Linked DNA regions of Homo sapiens: region 1 is linked to region 2. The links are chromatin loops, found by intact Hi-C in ENCODE. Cell type or tissue: psoas muscle. All regions are shown on one strand. Each heading gives the region's core, and the rest is flanking DNA. Links, peaks and the distances in the headings are about the cores only. Region 1 overlaps TMEM260 (transmembrane protein 260). Region 2 overlaps EXOC5 (exocyst complex component 5).

What was found. Hi-C counts contacts between places; a loop is a spot of excess contacts. Peaks named below come from ENCODE experiments on the same cell type or tissue, not always from the same donor. Only the 100,000 strongest peaks of a DNase experiment are listed, where the experiment ranks them.
Region 1: it touches region 2 in a loop (2.8-fold over the local background); 2 of 110 quality-filtered maps call a loop at or near these places.

What each region holds. Positions count from the first base shown.
Region 1 is chr14:56,612,028-56,619,264 of GRCh38, forward strand. TMEM260 (transmembrane protein 260) reads left to right here. Exons shown (of 16, transcript NM_017799.4): 7 at 218-258; 8 at 3,917-4,000; 9 at 5,156-5,270; 10 at 6,567-6,736. Among named protein-coding and RNA genes, the nearest start is that of TMEM260, 36 kb to the left of the region's middle. In psoas muscle, for the core only: no CTCF peak of the experiment used is centred there; no DNase peak of the experiment used is centred there.
Region 2 is chr14:57,222,170-57,229,406 of GRCh38, forward strand. EXOC5 (exocyst complex component 5) reads right to left here. Exons shown (of 18, transcript NM_006544.4): 13 at 139-247. Among named protein-coding and RNA genes, the nearest start is that of EXOC5, 43 kb to the right of the region's middle. In psoas muscle, for the core only: no CTCF peak of the experiment used is centred there; no DNase peak of the experiment used is centred there.

The sequences.
Region 1 (7,237 bases), core at 1,647-4,146, 610 kb before region 2:
GTACTATGCTTATTACCTGGGTGATGAAATAGTCTGTACACCAAACTCCCTTGACACGCAGTTTACCTGTGTAACAAACCTGTAGAGGTACCCCGAAACCTAAAATTAAAAAATTGTTTTAAGAAAACCCGAATCTTTTAAGATTATTAAAATACAATAGCCTAATAAAGCGTCAGTTTAATGCTTGTGCAGATAAACTTTTGTCTTTTGTGTTTAGGCCAAATCTGAAATAGGATCCAGTATGTCTGAAATACTGCTGTGAGTATGAAATATTTGAAACTACTTTAAAATGAATTCTCTATTAGTTCCTTTAAGTGATTTTAGGGATTTCTGAGTTCATCTCTTTGTAACAAAGTATGTCTGAGAAGTAGTTGTTACCTCTACAGTTAACAGTTGTTTGTGTTTACAGTTGTCCCTCAGTATCCATGGGGTATTGGTTACAGGAACTCCTAAGGATATAAAAATCCATGGGTGCTCAAGTCCTGATATAAAATGGCATAATATTTGTATATAACCTATTTACATCCTCTTGTATACTTTTAATCATCTCTAGATAATTTATACCTAGTATAATGTAAATGCTATGTAAATAGTTGTTATGCTGTATTGTCTAGGGAATTATGACAAGAAAAAACATCTGTATATGTTTGTACAGACAGTTTTTTCCCCAACTTTTTTTTTTTTTTTTTGATTTAAGGTTAATTGAATCCATGGAGGCAGAACCCATGGATACAGAGGGCCGACTGTACTGTCAAATATTTTTAGCACCTCCTTCACTAAGATAGAGCTTAAAATGAGCAATAAACACAACGGTGAATATTAGAATACTATATAGAGCATTTATAGAACTAAAATGTTTCAACCTTCAATTGAACAACTATTTTCTTGTTATTTTGGATTTTAGTATTTCAGAGTTTAATTTATGTAATGTCTCCTATGACTTCTTTAGGCTATCCTTGCCGTAAGCTCTATCTTTGGCTTACATATTTTTAACATCCAACCTTATTAGAGCTGGCTTAAGCAAATATATTTTCATGTATATTATTTAATAGTGTTCTTTGAAAACTGGGTTAATATTTGCTTTAAAACCTACAGATTAAGACAAGTGGAAAGATATCCATACCAACTTGATACAAAATTTTGGAAGAAAATAGGTTTCTACAACACTAAAGTGATGTCCTAACTAATTACTAATTTGGAACTCTTGGGGCTGTTTGAAAAAAAACTATGAGGAGAATATTTCAACTTTATATGTGAGGCAGTTTATGAGTTCTCACAGTTTCGGTGTAATTTACTTAATAGCTTGCTTTCTTCCAGCCATCCTTCCTTGCTTTCTTTTTAAACAACTTCTTTTTTCTACTTCAAAAAAGGTACATAAGCTTTATAGAAAACTTAGAAAATACAGGTAAGCAAAAATAAGAAAATTAAAACTACCTATAAATCCAACATGCAGAGATAACCACTGTTATTAATCTGTTAATGACTATATTTTTCTAATATTTTTAAGATTTTTATTTCTTTTTAAAAGTAGGATCATAGTAAACATACTGTTTTATTAGCCTGCTGTTTTTCACTTTACATTATATCTTGGAAATACCTCCTTGCCATCAGTTACTTTCACGTAACCTTTTGATGGTTCTCACCATTGATTGTAAATATTTCTTTTTATGTGTGAGACTTTTGTGGCTTTCTCATTTTCGCTGGGGGAATGTAACAAGAAGCTCAGTTTTCTTTTCAAAAATAAAAATGGCACTGAGTGCGGTGGCTAATGCCTGTAATCCCAGCACTTTGGGAAGCCAAAGTGGGAGGATCGCTTGAGCCCAGGAGTTTGAGACCAGCCTGGGCAACATAGTGAGACCCGTCTCTGCAAAAAAAAAAAAAAATTTTTTTTTTGAGATGGCGTCTTGCCCTGTCACCCAGGCTGGAGTGCAGTGGTGAGATCTCTGCTCACTGCAACCTCCGCCTCCGCCTCCCGGGTTCAAGTGATCCTTCCACCTCAGCCTCCTGAGTAGCTGGGATTACAGGTGTGTGCTACCACGCCCAGCTGATTTTTGTATTTTTAGTAGAGACAGGGTCTCACCATGTTGGCCAGGCTGGTCTCAAACTCTTGACCTCAGGTGATCCACCTGCCTCGGCCTCCCAAAGTGCTGGGATTACCAGAGTGAGCTAACACAACCGGCCTACAAAACATTAAAAAAAAAAAAAAAAAAGGCATGGTGGCATGCACCTGTAGTTGCAGCTACTCAGGAGGCTGAGGTGAGAGGATCGCTTGAGCCCAGGAGGTCGAGGCTGCAGTGAGCCACCTTCATGCCACTCCAGCCTAGGCAACAGAGTGAGACTCTGTCTCAAAAAATAAAAAAATAAAGATAAAGACAGTCAAATGTCATATCAATGTCTCTGAGCTTTCATTTTATTCTGCTTTGCTCCATGCAGAAGGACTCACTGCCTGCTCTTTTCTATCTACCTTCCAGAGATTGTTACAGCATTAAGGATAACTGGTATATTTTGTCTTAGCAAACCCTACATGAACTCCAAAGAACTCTTGAGAGTAATCCTAGACCATATGTCTAACTTTTATTAGTTGCACATAAAAGTCATCTATTGGGACCCTTAAAGGCCTCCTTTACATTAAAATAATAGCAGGCTGTATACCCAGAAAAAAGACTTGACAAAAGTGATGACCACTCACACCCACACTTCTGTGTTCTGTGTGGACCAAGTCATCATGTAGAATGAAGGCATAATCTTAGCACTCCCTGAATGAGAATGTCTAGTCTTTAATAGTTTCAGGTGGGCAGGAACATTGAAAAAGGCAACTCATAATTAACTTATGAGAAAATCCTTCAAAATGATAGAAGCTAATCATCTACCCTTTTCCAGTCAAGCAAATTAAATTTTTTCCCCATGCATATCTCTAAATTGCAATCCTGTACAAGGAAATTATTGAATCTAACCTTAGGCAGTGACCATCTTTTAGCGCTTACACTTAAGCAATAGATCTCCAAGAATAATTTTGAGACTGACTTCATTCCTTTTGAAGAATGGTTTGAAATGGGCCTCATGCTGGAATCAATTTTTTCAAGTGTATTTGAAAATGAGTAAGGATATCTTCTCATAGTAGATGAGTCTTCATTAGTAAAATACACATTGTATGGTTTCTATAATTATGGTATCACATTTTCTCCAGTAAAATTGCCGGTAGGGAGAAGAAAGTTCTTTGAGATGATGTATAGAGTCATTTCTTTTTTAACAATTGGAGACAGCTAGAGCAGAAGCTATTTTAGAACTCAAATTTTAACACCTGAAAATGCATATGAGTTAATGGAAGAATTTAGTTTATTTGTAGGAAAAAAACATAATACATTTCTCTGAGATTGCTTAAATGTTTTTTGAACCAAAACAAATAATATAGAAAACAAGGAAACCAATTAAGGAAAAAAATAACCCACAAAAGAATGGCTGGGAATTATCTCTCATGGCCTTTATTTTCTTCATATTAGATCTCCAGAAATCTATTTGAATTAATTTTGTTATCATTTGCTAAATCACTGGAGGCCATGTCTACACTGCCAAGAGAAAAAAGTTCAAAAACTCATTTCAAACAGCTTCCTACCAAACCAGTCGGGGATATTCTATACAGTATACCAATATAAAAAATACAGAAGAATTATTTGTTCTGATCCTATTCCAAATTATATAAGTTGATAACCAAATGTTACCATTGGAAAACGTCTTGGAACTATTTAAGTCTTTCTATTGCACTTTTTCTTCCAACTTTAAAAGACAAAATTTTAAAATCTGACCCCAGCCCTTGTGATTGTTCAGTATATAATCAATGGTATCTTACAAGGACTATTTTATTTGGAATCAATCAAATTTGTTTCCTGCCAACAATAAGTTAGATTGTTTTTTGCAGTTCTCAAGTAACAAATATGAGGACCGAACTCTCATTCAACATCCAAGCCCTTGCAGTTTGTGCAAATATATGTTTAGCAACAAAGTAAGTAATACAATTCCTTTTTCTGTTATTTTTCTATGTTCATGAATTGAATTAATGTTTTCAGTATGTCGCTGTAGGACATTGCCAGTATTATTTTATACTCCAAATAAATGACTCTCCTAGCTGTCTATTAAGATAAACGTGTATTGCTTTCTTCTATTCTGATTCTAAATAAATCAATGATTTCAAGAAATTGAGCATTATATTACATCTAAGTAGACAGTCATTTGATGTCCTAAACTTCAGGTTTGATCCCTTAACTCTGCTATAACCGATTATTATTGCTGATTTTAAAAAGAAGCAATAATTTAAATTCCTCTGATGATAAAAGTGATCCGATGACAAAAGAAACCCTGAAAAATGTAGCACTGTAAATCTCCATTAATTTATTCATTTATGATCTAGTCTGTTGAATGCATTTGTATGTAAATGTATATTTGTACATTTATCTATAGTTTTGTTTACTTGACACAAACATTGTGAACATTTTCTCATACTATAAAAATACTTAAAATCATTTAAATGTCTATATAATAGAACATTCTATGACCACAGGAGAATTAATTTAACTGTTCTTCTATTGAGAGGTCTTTAGATTGCTTCCACTTTTTCCACTATTATAAGTAATAACAAAGCATTTTTATGGATTAATCTTTATTTACATTTCTGGTTATTGCTTAAAGATTTATGCCTGCATGATAAATAACTGAGTCAATGATTATTAATATTTTTAAGGCTTCCGATATAGATATTATCAAATTAAATTTTCTGAAGGATTATACTAACATATATTGTCATACCACTGCACACCAACATTGAGAGTTATCGTTCTTAAATCTTTATTATTTCAAGCATGAAAATGTTTCTATTTTGCCTGTATTTGATCACTTCTGAAATTTAACAAAATCAGTAGTTTGCATTTCTTCTGTGAATGTTAGCTTTATATCCTTTACTGCGTAGTCCCAAGTTGTAGTTCAAATTTATTATTATATTTTGGTTATTTGTTTCAACTCAGATTTTAAAAACCGAAATCTCTCTTTGCTCCTAGTTAAAAATGGAAAGTTTTTATAGATCTAATAGTTTAAAGTCCTGTGATATTATATTTGACATTCATGTATCTAAATATTTTAGACATATTTTTATTATTTTTTGTAGGGACAGACAGAATCCATCATTAGTATGGCTTTTTACTGGAATGTTTTGCATTTATTCATTGTTCTTTGCTTGGAGAGCAAATTTAGATATTTCAAAACCACTTTTCATGGGTGTGGTAAGTTTTACTTAGATATATCCTTTGACCAGAAAGTTTGTGAAGAATGTGCAAATTTGCATTTCATAAATCTTGTAGAAGGGCAAATTACTTGAGGAATAGTTAAAATTTTATATACATTTTTATAAATCAAAGTTGAATTATTGAGTCAATACAGCTAAGGCCTCTTTTTAGGATAAAAAGAATGCAGTGTTTAACACAGTTGTTAAATAGAAAAGTAAATGTAAAGTAGATTTAAGTCATTGTATGTGTGTGTGCTTGCAAATATAGGTACAACTGCATTTCTCCTGGAATTTTTTTAACAGCAAAAGAAATATGAATTGTAATTGAGGGCACTTAACAACATATTTCCTTATTTCTTACCTCCCCAGTCCCAGGCCTAGGCAAAAGAGCAACCGTATTTCTGTTTTCTTTGGCAGCAGTCTCTGAGATTAGAGTATTTCTTCTACTTACAATAGATTCTCTGTAAATGTCAATAGCACTTTTTTGACAGCTGAAACAAAGTCTGCGTATGTGTGTGTTCAGGAAGCCTAATAAATAATACCCTACTTGATCACCTGAGTTCTGAATCAATTGAGAAACAAGGTAATACAGTACAACGGGTGGGAGAATCACTTTTATTACTGATAATACTGAGATTGGAAAATGCAGCTTATATCTGTAGCCAAGGGGGCTTCCTCTTCCAGCATCCCAGAATAGACAGATTTACCCACTAGTCATAGGCAGTGCTGTGCAGGTCAGGCCTCTTCCCTGTCTCCCCCACCCCACTGGTGCCACAGAGATAGACTCTAGCCCTGGACAAGTGCTTCCTGTGGGTAGCTCACTTCCAGGAGAAAGTGAGATGAAAAGGGAGGGCGCTGCAGGCCCAGTCCCAGCTCCCAAACTCCCCAGTCAGATCAGTCCCTACATCCTATAGGAGGAAATACGTGAGGGGTCAGAGACAGGCCAGGACAGTGGAGCTTCTCCATGTGGAAGGAAACATCAGGAGTAAAGCAAAAGCATTTCTCTAACTCCTTCAGCCTGTATATTACTGGAGTTCAAGACTAAGGCCACAGTATTGAAATGAATGTGTGGATCTGAAAAGGGAGATGCACCTGTCAAACTGGGAAGGAAGAATGTTTGAAAATAGAAAAATAAAATGACCTGGGCTTGGATTGGGGAAATCAGTTAACAAAACCTGAATGACAACAGGCACACACAACTAGGTGCATGCAGCATATTTAAAAAATATATGAGGAGCTGATTGATAGCATTAAATAGTCAACTGGACCCACTGGTTGCATGTCTCTTTCACAGGTGGAACGATTCTGGATGCAGAGCAATGCAGTAGTGGCCGTCCTCGCTGGCATTGGTTTGGCTGCAGTTGTGTCTGAGACTAACCGAGTGCTGAATAGCAATGGGCTTCAGTGTCTGGAATGGCTTTCTGCAACTCTTTTTGTAGTTTACCAAATATATTCTAATTACAGGTAATACATGGTTATTTTTATGAAAAGTAGCTGTCAAGCCAGAGATACCTGAATATTTAGATTCTAACACTTTATTTCATTGTTAACTTCTGGTTTTCAAGACTCAAAGTGAGACAGCTTGGTTGAATGCAGTAGTTCTTTAACTTTTAGGGTCGTTAAACCTAAAAGTTAAAGCATGGGCGATGAATGGTTTCAGGCCATTGCAAACAAGGGTTTAGGTGGTGCGTGTAGACAATTTGTATCTTTTTCTCTTAAGAACCCAAGAGATACTTTTAGAATCCCTAGTATAGGTAAAATTCCATGACCTAAAATACCACTTAGATGGAGAGTAAAATGATTTAGAGTTTTTTGTATACCCTAAAATAATTCACTTTATGCTTCCCTTTATGTCCAGTTTACTCTGTAGTAGTAAATACTAATTTTTTTGAGACAAGGTCTTATTCTGTCCCCTAGGCTGGAGTACAGTGGCATGATCGTAGCTTACTACAGCCGTGAAATTCT
Region 2 (7,237 bases), core at 1,640-4,139:
ATTATAAAAGCTCAAACTTCATTGCACCGAACTGAATTTGAGACACAGAGATGATTATAAGCAAAACAACATTATGCATATAGTTTAACCAAGCAGAATCAAAAGAATTTAACACAAGTGTAACACAAATATACTTACCAGCAAGTCCTGTTTCCAAAGCATAATCAATATGCTCAATACATAAAAATTCCACAAGAATGGTAAAAATTCTGAAGGCATTCCTTGGTAAGTCAGAAGGATCAGAGAGCTTAAAAACAAAAATCAAACAATATCACTCCTCAAGTCTACCTTTTGAAAATGCCAATTTTTTTTAAGCAATCAATTTTTTATAGGATGTAGTCAGTGTTTCAGGTATGAAAATAACTCACAGCTCCCCCCATACTGCGTGTGCATGCACAAATACACACACACACAATTACAATGCTCCATATTTATCTACAACTCTCCTGACTTAGAGTAATGTTTTTCAAACTTGGATTGCAATCCATTAGTGAAATCCAAGTATACTTTCATAAAATGTATACCCCCATATATATATATATATACCCCCATATATTATATACACACACATATATATATACACACACACACACATATATATATATATATATGTATACACACACACACATACACACACACATACATACATACACAGGGCTAACATGTAAAATGCATTTCTTACTGTGGGCCAAAGAGGTTTGAGAGCCACTGACTGAGCAAAGAACAGTCTAGTAAAACTCAGAACAAAAAGAATTCTTTGTTTTACTGGGGAGTAAAGATGGAGAAATTAATAACAGATGCACCATAAAATATAACTGGTTCAAATAATGGTTTTACCATTTCCTGATTAAGTGAACCTTTGAGATGTTATTTAACCCCACCATGCCTCAATTTCTTCATTTGTAAGATGGGAATAGTATTAACAGTACTTACATTCTAGCCTTGAGGTAAGAATAAATACGAAAATAAGCATAAAGTGTTTTTAGCACAGTATTTGCACATAGTGAGCTTACAATATTCATTTTGGCGCTGCTGTTGCTGTTAAACTAGCTATTTAGTAAAATTATTAGTTATGCTGGGAAAATAAAATCCTTTTTTAACAGTCAAAAAATTACTCCTGACTTCTTATAATTGCTTTCTATATTATTTATACATTGATTTCTGCTTCTGTCAAACCTATTTGTAGTCTTAATTCATGTGTCCTCTTGGGGTTAATACTTATTATCTGATGTATTAAATTAGAAGTTGATAGGAATTCTATAACCCCCTTTGAATTCCCACTGATTATAAATACTGATTTGGTATTACTCAGCTTCCTTCCTGGTCTTATTAATACTACCCAACCTTTACCCCTCCCTCATCAGTCTCTCTACTCCAATATTCACCCTCCTCCTCTAATCACTGATGCTCAAAAAATGCTCTTACCTTCTTCACAAGCTATTCTTACATTCCTCCTATTTACATCCAAACATCCATGAATAATAGACAGAAGAGGCAGATGGAAAATTGGTAAGGATATAGAAGACTTGAACAACATAATCAACTAAGCCTAACTGACATTATACAATACTCCATCCAACAACATCAGGATATATATTTTTTTCAAGTGCATACAAAAAAGATGGACCATATTCTGGGCTAAAAAAACCACAAGTCTTAATAAATTTAAAATGGGTTCACATCATACAAAGTAAATTCTCTGACCACAACGGAATCAAATTTAAAATCAGTAACAGAAAGACATCTAATAAATTCCTAAATATTTGGAAACTAAATAACATATTTCTAAATCACGTTTGGGCCAGAACAAATCAAAAGCAACATTAAAAGGATTTGAACTGAATAAAAATAAAACACAACATACAAAAATTCTGGGGATGCAGCTAAAGTAGTATTTACAGGGAAATTTGTAAGACAAAACACCCGCATTAGATTAGGAAAGAAGAAAGTTCTCAAATCAATGACCTCAGCTTCCACCTTAGAAAACTAAAAAAACAGGGGGTTTGGGGTGAGGGGTGGGGATAAAACCCAAGTAAGCAGAATAACAGAAGTAATAAAGAGTAGAAATTGATGAATACAAAACAGAAAAACAACAGGGAAAAATTAATGAAACCAAAAGCTGGTTCTTCGGGGGGAAATAAATCAGTAAAATGAATAAATCTCTAGCCAGATTGATCAGAAAAAAAAATAACACAAATTACTAATATTAGGAAAGTGGTGACATCACTGTACGCATTCTACAGCTATTAAAAGGATAAGAAAATATCATGAATATAATTTTATTCCAACAAATTCAACAACTTATGTGAACTACACAAATGCTTAAAACATACAAACTACCAAAGTGGACTTAAAAAGAAGTGGATAACCTGAATTGTTCTGTATCTACTAAAGAAGTTGAATTTGTAGTTTAAAATCCTCACACACAAAAAAATTCAGGCCCAAATGACTTCACTTGTGACTTTTACCAAAGAAAGAAAGAAAGAATACCAATTCTACTCAAACTCTTCCAGAAAATTGAGAGGGGTGGTGGAAATATTTCCCAACACATCCTATGAGGCCAACATTACCCTGATACTAAAACCAGACAAAGACATAAAAAGGAAAAAAAGCTGGGCGTGGTGGCTCACACCTGTAATCTCAGCACTTTGGGAAGCCGAGGCGGGCGGATCACCTGAGGTCAGAGGTTCAAGACCACCCTGGCCAACATGGCGAAACCCTGTCTCTACTAAAAATACAAAACTCAGCCGGGCATGGTGGTGGGCGCCTGTAGTCCCAGCTACTTGGGAGGCTGAGGCAGGAGAATCGCTTGGACTGAAGAGGAGGAGGTTGCAGTGAGCCGAGATCGTGCCACTGCACTCCAGCCTGGGCGTCAGAGTGAGACTCCGTCTCCAAAAAAAAAAGGCCAATATCCCTCATGAACACAGATGTTAAAATTCTTTACAAAAGTTTAGCAAACTTAATCCAACAATATATAAATATGACAAAAGGTCAAAGGTCAATTGATGACCAACTGGAGTTTATCAAAGAAGAAATGCAAGGCCAACATTTGAAAATCAATCACTATAATTTACCATATTAACAGAATAACAAAGTTTTGCATAACATCTAACATCTAATCCTCATAAAACCACTCAGCTAAGTAGGATAAAATAATTTTCTCAATCTGAAAAAGAACATCTATGAAAAACCCAATTAGTATCATACTTAATGGTGAACGATTAAATAATTTATTCTTAAGATCAGAAATAATGCAAAGTGTTCACTCTCATCACTTCTATTCAGCACTGTACTAGAAGTCTGGCCAGTACAATAAGGCAAAATAACAAATAAAAGACATCTATATTGGAAAAAATAAGTAAAACTGTATTTATGGGCTGATAATATGATAATCTACACAGAAAAGCCAGTGGAATCTACAAAAAAAAAAAAAAGGCAAATAGAACTAATAAGTGAGTTTAGTTAGGTTGCAGGTCTGAACCCAAAAGTATCTGAGACAAGTCTCAATCAATTTGGAAAGTTTATTTTGCTAAGGTTAAGGACATTCCTATGACACAGTCTCAGGAGGTCCCGCCAACACATGCCCACCTAAGTTGGTAGGGGCACAGCTTGGTTTTACACATTTTAGGGAGACATGAGACATCAATCAATAGGTGTTATGTACAGTGGTTCTGTCCGGAAAGGCGGGACAACTTGAAGGGGTGAGAAGGTGCTTCCAGGTTACAGGCAGATAAGAGACAAACAGTCGTATTCTTTTGAGTCTTTGACCACCCTTTCACTGAATATACAATTTGCATGTCAGAGGTGGGTAGAGGAATAATCACTTGTGCCTTAATCTGGCTCGGTGAATCTACATTTTTACATAAACAATAGGACAGAGGAAGCAATCAGATACGCATTTCTCTCAGGTGAGCTGAGGGATGACTTGAGTTCTCTCCTTTGTCCTGCAACTGTGAAGATAAGTTATCAATTTACATTGCCAAGGTGAAATTCAATAAAACTGTTTTAGGGGAAAGATCTTGAGGCCCACAAGGAATTCCTATCTTACTTAGGAATAAAATGGGAGGCAGGTTTGCCTGATGCATTTCCCAACTTGAGTTTTCCCTTTGGCTTAGTGATTTGGGGGTCCAGAGATTTATTTTCCGTTCTCACAGGATATAAGAGCAATATATAGAAATCAACTGTATTTCTATAGACTAAGTAAGTTAAACTAGAAATTAAATATAAATCTTAAAAAGACCATTTACATATGCTTATAATGGCATCAAAATATGTGAATTCTCCCCAAATAGAACTACAGAGTCAATGTAATTCCAATCAAAATCTCAGACTTTTTCAGAAACAGACAAGCTATTATAAGACATAATACAAAATGATTTATATAAAAATGTTAGAGGACTTAGGACTTACACTACCCGATTCAAGACTTATTATAAAGTTACAGCAATCAAGACAGTACAGTACAGGCATAAAGACAGACCAATGGAACACAAGAGTCCAGAAACAGACCCACATATAAATGGTCCATTGATTTTTGACAAAGGTTCTACAGTAATTCAGTGCGGAAAGGATAGTCTTTTCAATAAATGAAACTGAAACAACTGGATGCCTAATTGTAAAATTATGAACTTTGATCCACAATACTGTATAACTTAACTCAAAATTGATTATACATCTTAACATAAAGCCTCAAACTATAAAAGAAGAAAACATAGGAGGAAAACTTTGTAACCTTTGGTTAGGCAAAGACTTCTTATATATGACACCAAAATCACCATCCAGAACAGAAAAGTATTATTAAATTGGATGTCATCAAAATTAAGAACAGCTATCCTTAGAAATACTGATGAGAATAAAAAGATAAGCCACAGGCAGAAAAAAAATGTGCAAATCATATCTGATAAATTGTAACAATATAGAGTGCTCCAAAAATAAAACACACGATTGATTTAAAAATGCACAAAAGATCTGAACAAACACTTCACCAGAGAGTATATATTGACGGCAAATAAGCACATGAAAAGATGCTCAACATGAATCATCACTGCATTAGGAAAATGAAAACTAAAACTATAATCAAATATCACTACACACTATTAGTTTGGCAGCTTCCTAAAAAAAAACCATATGATTCAGTCATATCAATACTAAGTATTTTTCAGATTTATTCATGTTGACACATGTAACTCTACTTCACTCATTTAAATTGTTGTATAGTTTTCTACTGTATGAAAAACACCAGTTTAACAATTCTCTTTTTCATGGACACTGAGAGTTTGCTTTTAATTTTTCACCATGAAAAAAATGCTGTTATGATGTTATACATATCACATGAACCTATGAGTTTCTCTAAGAAACTGCCAAATTAATCCTCAAAATAACGGTACCAATTTCACTCCCATTGGCGGTGTGTGACAACTGCTTATTGCTCCACTTCCTTAACAACACTTGGTCATCAGACTTCTTAATTTATCCCAACCTAATGAATAAGTTGCATTTCCCTATTAGTGAGACTGAGTATTGTACTAGTGATTTACATTTTCTTTTTGTAAACTGCGTATGCGTATTCTTTGACTTGTTTTCTATTGATTTATATTCACATGTATAATTTACTGTCTCAATATAAATACAGATTATATACATCAACATAAATAATTAAGACTGCCTCAACTCTCAATCCACTACCTAAAAGCCAAGTATCTCAGTTCTTTATTTGCAAACTAACAACCTCACAGGGTGGTTATATGATGAAATAAGTTTACATACATATATATATACACACACACACACACACACACACACACACGTATGTAAACTACATACAAACAAGATATATATACATACACACACACACACACACACACACTTAAAATGCTTAGAAGAGTGGCACTTCTCAAAAGAAGACATTTATGCAGTTAACAAACATGAAAAAAAGCTCATCATCACTGGTCATGAGAGAAATGCAAATCAAAACCACAATGAGATACCATCTCACGCCAGTTAGAATGGCAATCATTAAACAGTCAGGAAACAACAAATGCTGGAGAGGATGTGGAGAAATAGGAATGCTTCTACACTGCTGGTGGGAGTGTAAACTAGTACAACCATTGTGGAAGACAGTGTGATGATTCCTCAAGGATCTAGAACCAGAATTACCATTTGACCCAGCAATCTCATTACTGGGGTATATACCCAAAGGATTACAAATCATTCTACTATTAAGACACATGCACACGTATGTTTACTGCAGCACTATTCACGATAGCAAAGACTTGGAACCAACCCAAATGCCCATCAATGATAGACTGGATAAAGAAAATGTGGCACATATATGCCATGGAATACTATGCAGCCATCAAAAAGGATGAGTTCATGTCCTTTGCAGGGACACAGATGAAGCTAGAAACCATTATTCTCAGCAAACTAGCACAGGAAGAGAAAATCAAACACCACATGTTCTCACTCATTAAGTGGGAGTTGAACAATGAGAACACATGGACACAGGGAGGGGAACATCACACAGTGGGGCCTGTTGGGGGGGTGGGGGACTAAGGGAGGAATAGCATTAGGAGAAATACCTAATGTAGATGAGGAGTTGATGGGTGCAGCAAACCACCATGGCACGTGTATACCTATGTAACAAACCTGCATGCTCTGCACACGTATCCCAGAACTTAAAGTATAAAAAAAAAAAAAAAAAAGGAGTGTCTGGAACATATTATGTACTATAAAATTATTAGCTACTATTATTTGTTTCATACAATCTTTTGCTAGTAGTATCATTTACAAATACTTTATCACTCTGACTTATCTGTTTATTTTGCTAAACTGTGTTTATTAGAGAGGAAAATCTAAGTTTTAATGGAGCCAAATCTTCACTCTTTCCCTTTGATGTTGATGCTCTTAAAACATTGTTCTTTCCCTGATGCACCATTTCTTCATGAGAAAAGTCTAACTGTCCCTTTCACATCTTCATTTAATCCTACATAACAAAAATTTGATCTGCTCAACTTTAATTTAAAGTTATATTCACATTTATTCCTAATTTTAAAATTATTCTGTTCTCCAAAATAAAAATCCTATCTTTTATTACAAAAAATAGTTGTTCCTAATCAGAGTAAATTTATATCTTAGTAAAACAAGGTAAGACTTAAAATACAACTACATAGTCAGTTCTCTCTAACTGTAAGTTCTGTATCTGTGGGTTCTGCATCAGCAGATTCAACCAGCCACAGAT